Regions from separate parts of the Homo sapiens genome. Here region 1 is linked to region 2. A link is an interaction called in ENCODE POLR2A ChIA-PET data of the cell type or tissue named here. Cell type or tissue: GM12878. All regions are shown on one strand. Links, peaks and the distances in the headings refer to the core of each region. The heading gives the core; the rest is flanking DNA.

Region 1 (2,910 bases), core at 229-2,728, 62 kb before region 2:
CTTCCTGTAGCCTGGGCTTTTCCAGGAGATATTGCTGACCTAGATCAGAGTTGCAAATGGGCAGGTCTCTGCAGTGCCACCTTCAGACCTGGACAAAAGACGTCTCTGCTCTGAACTCCCGACAATGCAGGGACTAGCACTGCCATTCCTCCTGCTACGCTCCTCTTGTTGGGGCAAAAAGTCCTTAGAACTAAGGAGACACCTACCTAGAACCCTGTGTCCCCCTTTAGACTGTGCCCAACATTCCAAGGACACCAGAATCCCCTTAGTAACTGGCCCTGGGCTGGCTTCCAGGAGCTGAAGCCTCTTCCCTGGATACTTCTTCCCGAGTGTGGACCAGACCACTGGTATGTGCATCTCTGGACCCAAGGGATGGGTCCTGTGGGGGTGAATGTGGACGGAATTTGGTCTTCCAGGCTGGCATGTCCGCCGGCATGAACTGGAGGCTGCTGTGGTACAGGAAGAACCAGGGGAGGGCAAGAAAGCGGCAAGCTGCAGTCCGGGTACTGCTTCTTTCTCACTACCTTGTGCTAATATAAAATTTTGAAGTGTCTAAGAATTCTGAGTTCAAACTTGGCCTTTTAGGTTGTGATGAAAGTATCCTTGTCAAGGAAGAAGAAAAGAATGTGTTTTGTTAACAACTTGTAAGCTTGATTTATAATGTTTTAAGTATTTTATTTAGACACATGGGCTGGATGTGGTGGCTCATGCCTGTAATCCCAACATTTTGGGAGGCTGAAATGAGAGGATGGCTTGAGGCCAAGAGTTCAAGATCAGTCTGGGCAATATAATGAGATCCCCTTGCTACAGAAAAATGAAAAAAACAAAAATAAAAAAATAGCTGGGTGTGGTGGCATGCCCCTGTAGTCCCAGCTACTTGGGAGGCTGAGGTGGAAGGATTGCTTGAGCCCAGGAGGTCGAGGCTGCAGTGAGCTATGACAGCAGCTCTGCACTCCAGCCTGGGCCACAGAGTGAGACCTTGTCAGAAAAGAAAGAAAGAAAAGAAGAAAAGAAGAGAGAAAGAGAGAAAGAAAGAAAGAAAGAAAGAAAGAAAGAAAGAAAGCAAAAAGAAAGGAGGAAAGAAAGGAAGAAAGGAATAAGAAAGGAAAAAAAGGAAGGAAGGAAGAAAGAAAGAAAAAAAGAAAGAAGGAAGGGAGGGAGGGAAGGAGGGAGGGAGGAAGGGAAGGAAGGAGGGAGGGAGGGAGGAAGAAAGGGAAGGGAAGAAAAAAAGAATTGAGAGATTTCATGTAGAAATTCTGATTTTGGCTTTTCTTGACAAACTGGAAGACATGGCAAGCCCAGGCCTAAATTCCCACATGGCACCATGGGAGAGAACTGAACGACAGACAGCTGCACACTCTCCTTAGTTTGCCACATTCTCCACCACTCCCAATTGCCCTACATCCAGTGGGTCCCATGCTTTCACAGTGCCTGCCTGGGTAGAAGGCGTTTGAGTGTGGGTCAAGTGGCCCACCAGACTGAGGGAGCCATCCCTGTCATGGGTAGAAGGCTGGGACAGAACCTGGTTGGTGAAACATCCAAGGTTAAAGCTACGGATGTTCAAATTTCTATTCATGGCTGCCTCTCCAATTTGCCTGCATGGACATGAAGTCAGCCTTGGCACCAGCTCCAGGCTCAGCTACCTGCTACCTCTACCGGGCTGACTAGACAGGAGAAGTGGAACTGCCTGGGGTCAGTAGAAAGTAGAGAATGAAAGGGGAAGAGAAGTCCTTGCTGAGAGATGGGAACCGTGCACGTGAACTCTGCTTTTCTAGTTCTGGCCCTGAATGTCATTCAGAAGATGCCGGCAGAAGTCATGTGCCTTCTGTGGGGGTTTCTGGGGAAAATCACAGTGCTAGAGCATGGGTGGAGATGAAAATCTCTGATTCAAAGAAAGCCTGCCCACAAGAGGCCAGGCCCTGGCAGAGATAGTAGCAAAGAAAGCTGGACTCAAAGTTCTACGTCTTTAGATCGTGAAAGAAGGCCAGGTGCAATGGCTCATGCCTGTAATCCCAACACCTTGGGAAGCTGAGGTGGGAGGATCGCTTGAGTGTGGGTAGTCAAGGCTGCAGTGAGCCATGATTGCACCACTGCACTCCAGCCTGGGTGACAGAGTGAGACCGTGTCTCAAAAAAAGAAAAAATAATAATTATGAAAGAAAAATGAATTATATTTTATGACTGCAACATCTGAAGTGAAGATCGGCTTCTTTGCTCTTCTCGTTAACAGAGGGGTGGGAAAGAGCTAGACAGAGCGTTAGCTACCAAAATCCAGGTTCTGAAGGAAATTAAGAAAGCTCCTCCTCATGACACATCTGCCCAGTCCACATGGAGGCTCTGCACTGAAAGGGGAGCCTGTTTTGCCACGTTTCGTTGGGAGACCAAAGGTTACAATGCAAGATTCTGTGCTGGGAGAAATGCCAGCACTCAGGGAACGTCTTCTGGGCTGTCTTCCCAGGCTCTGAATTACGGGGCTCAGCCCAGTGTCCACATCCTAGGCTCCCATGGGCACCAGCTTCTCTGGTGAGAGCCCCAAAGATTGCAATGTGCCATCAGAGGCTGTTGGGTTGGACTCCTCCCAAGGGGCTGTGACCCCACCACCTGCTGGGATGCAGCTCATCCAAACTTCTATGGCATTTAATAATCACAATAGCCCAACACTGGCATCATCTGAGAGGGGCAGGAGAGACACACACAGGGGAGGTCTAGAGTTGAAACTTGGCCTCAAACCGGCCAGAGTGGTTGGCCAGCGGGTTCAGGGGGCACTGACACAGGGAAGCAGGACTTCTCCTCCCTTCTGTCACCCCATGAGGGATGCCACCGGGGAGGCAGCAGGCAGAGGCTGTCCCTCTAAAGGACAAATGGATGAGACTGAGGGTGGCTACTGAAGGAGCTCAATCAGGTGGGCGCC
Region 2 (2,910 bases), core at 211-2,710:
GATTACAGGCGTGAGCCACCGCGCCCGGCCCTTTTCTTTTTTTTTTAAGTTTAAAAGGATTCTCTATCTCAGAAAAATGAAACAAAACGAAAACAGTTCTAAGAAATTGGGCCTCAGAGGGCAAACCTAAAGAAGAAACTGCTCCACAAGAAAGGGGCTGGACTTGGACTTGCCGAGCTTCCAAATGACCAGCAGAGGGCAGCAAAGACGCTGCCCAGAGAAGGCTGACGCCCCAGGATCTTCCTAGAATCATCCTCGAAGGAAGGGCTTTGTCCGTCACTCGGAGCATCCCCTAGACTTGGAGTCTCAGCTATTTAAAAAAGAATGGGCTTTGGGCTTGTTCTTCAGCTCATGTAGCTAATGCACAGGAACTTTGGAAAATTTGGGAGGTCTGGAAATATGTGAGTCAAATAATTATAATCCTGCCATCCAGAGAGAACTGCTGTTAATATTTTAATGAATATCCTTCTGGACAGATGTAGAAATGGATGGAAATTTAGATTATACATATACATATACATATACATATACATATACATATACATATACATATACATATACATATACATATACTTTTTTTGATTTCCTGAAACTGACATCAGTCAGTATATACGAATTGGTGGTCTGCCAGCAGGCTGGACGCAGTAGCTCACGCCTGTAATCCCAGCACTTTGGAAGGCCGAGGTGGGCAGATCATGAGGTCAGGAGTTTGAGAGCAGCCTGGCCAACATAGTGAAACCCTGTCTCTACTAAAGATACAAAAAATTAGCCGGGCATGGTGGTGCACGCCTGTAATCCCAGCTACTCAGGAGGCTGAGGCAGGAGAATCGCTTGAACCTGGGAGGTGGAGGTTGCAGTGAGCCAAGATCGCGCCATTGCACTCCAGCCTGGGTGACAGAGCAAGACTGTCTCAAAACAACAACAACAACAACAACAAAAACCCAACAGCAAAAAAAAGTATAGCCATATATATCTGCATGCATATATGGCTATATTTTTTGCCCTAGTGTCTCTCACTTGGGCAAGTCCCAAGTGAGACTTGGAGGACCAGCCTCTACTGCACCCAGCACAGGGGTGAGGAGCCGGCACAGCGAAGGGTGGGCGGGCAAGACCAGTGTCCTCTGGTGCCAGTGGTCATTCTGCTGATATATATCTGCATGCATATATGGCTATATTTTTTGCCCTAGTGTCTCTCACTTGGGCAAGTCCCAAGTGAGACTTGGAGGACCAGCCTCTACTGCACCCAGCACAGGGGTGAGGAGCCGGCACAGCGAAGGGTGGGCGGGCAAGACCAGTGTCCTCTGGTGCCAGTGGTCATTCTGCTGGTATATATCTGCATGCATATATGGCTATATTTTTTGCCCTAGTGTCTCTCACTTGGGCAAGTCCCAAGTGAGACTTGGAGGACCAGCCTCTACTGCACCCAGCACAGGGGTGAGGAGCCGGCACAGCGAAGGGTGGGCGGGCAAGACCAGTGTCCTCTGGTGCCAGTGGTCATTCTGCTGGCTCTCTTCATAGCCTGGGGCTAAGCTTTCTGCAGTCTTAGGGAGAGGAAGTCGTGGAGCTTTCTAGCTCAAAAATATTCTGCTGCATGAGCAGGTGCTCTGAGTTCGTTGAATTTCATCAAAATGAGTCATATCAAAGGTGTGAAAGAGTGGCAGGGTTTAAGGAGTTACCACATCCTGGTTCCACATGGTACATCATCCTTTAACTCCAGACAGAGGCACTACTCATTGGGAATTCAGGCTGCAGCAATGGGCATGGTGTTTTCTCTCCAAATGCAAAGACTTCGAACATTTCTTTGTCTTTGGATGTGGCCACCTATTCCCAGAGAAAAACATCAGCGTTCTTACTCTGCAACCCCTTTGCTCGTTGTTAAATGAGCTTCAAACCTAAAAAAAAAAAACAACCCACTGAAAGTGCAGCGATGCCTGAATTGAGTTTTAAATGAGACACAGGTGTTGACTAGGTGAAGCGATGGGGACATCCCACTACCCAGAATTATAAGCAACTCTTGTTTCTCCACACAAATAGATGGGCCACCGCTGATTTCCTAAGGGAATTCTTTGTCCTTGCTTTGGAGTGAGATAAATCCGGCTTTGAATATCAACTCCACTACATCCTTATTTTGTCCTTGGGCAAGTCACATAACCCTGGGCATTCCAAGGTAGAGCCAAGATTAAAATGTTGGAAGCGTTTAGAAGGAAGTAAGAGCTGTTCAGTCTGGCTGGAGCAGAGAATGAGAGGGGCCAGAGCAAGACGGGGCAGGGACGCCGCACTAGGGAAGCCCACCAGAAGCTGCCGCCGGATCTTAAGCAAGGGTTAAATCCTATGATGACAGATGATGTTTTTCCAGTCTCTCAAGAGTTATAGCAAAAACCAACAACATGCATTGAAGGTTGTATGTATTTTACACATATGAAACTACACATATAGTCCATTGGCAGCATTGTGTCCTATTCGGGTGACCATTATTGGCTCCCATAGGCAGTTTGGCAGGCTTCCTACCCAACCCCACTCTGCATCCCAGTTGCACACATGAGATAATTCCAGTGAGGGTTGTCCCCACCCTCTTAAATGTGTTGTGGTCACATTCACAGCTCAGATGGTCTTTCTTTCTTTCTTTCTTTCTTTCTTTTCTTTTCTTTTTCTTTCTTTCCTTCCTTCCTTCCTACCTTCCTTTCTTTTTTCTTTCTTTTTTCTTTCTTTCTCTCCTTCCTATCTTTCTTTCTTCCTTCTTTCCTCTTTGTTTCTTTCTTCCTTTCCTCCTTTCTCTCTCTTTCTTTTTCTTCCTTCATTCCTTCCTTCCTTCCTTCTTTCTTTCTTCCTTTCCTCCTTTCTCTTTCTCTCTCTTTCTCTCTCTCTCTTTCTTTCTTTCTTTCTTTCTTTCTTTCTTTCTTTCTTTCTTTC

What was found. Peaks named below come from ENCODE experiments on the same cell type or tissue, not always from the same donor. Only the 100,000 strongest peaks of a DNase experiment are listed, where the experiment ranks them.
Region 1: POLR2A ChIA-PET joins it to region 2 with 7 read pairs; 6 of 35 experiments call an interaction of 5 or more read pairs at or near these places.

What each region holds. Positions count from the first base shown.
Region 1 is chr14:75,548,223-75,551,132 of GRCh38, reverse strand. No RefSeq gene overlaps it. Among named protein-coding and RNA genes, the nearest start is that of BATF, 27 kb to the right of the region's middle. RefSeq lists an enhancer at 1,726-1,975. In GM12878, for the core only: no CTCF peak of the experiment used is centred there; a DNase peak (open chromatin) is centred at 1,759; H3K27ac peaks cover 1,396 bases.
Region 2 is chr14:75,486,258-75,489,167 of GRCh38, reverse strand. No RefSeq gene overlaps it. Among named protein-coding and RNA genes, the nearest start is that of BATF, 35 kb to the left of the region's middle. In GM12878, for the core only: no CTCF peak of the experiment used is centred there; a DNase peak (open chromatin) is centred at 1,667; H3K4me3 peaks cover 369 bases; H3K27ac peaks cover 1,901 bases.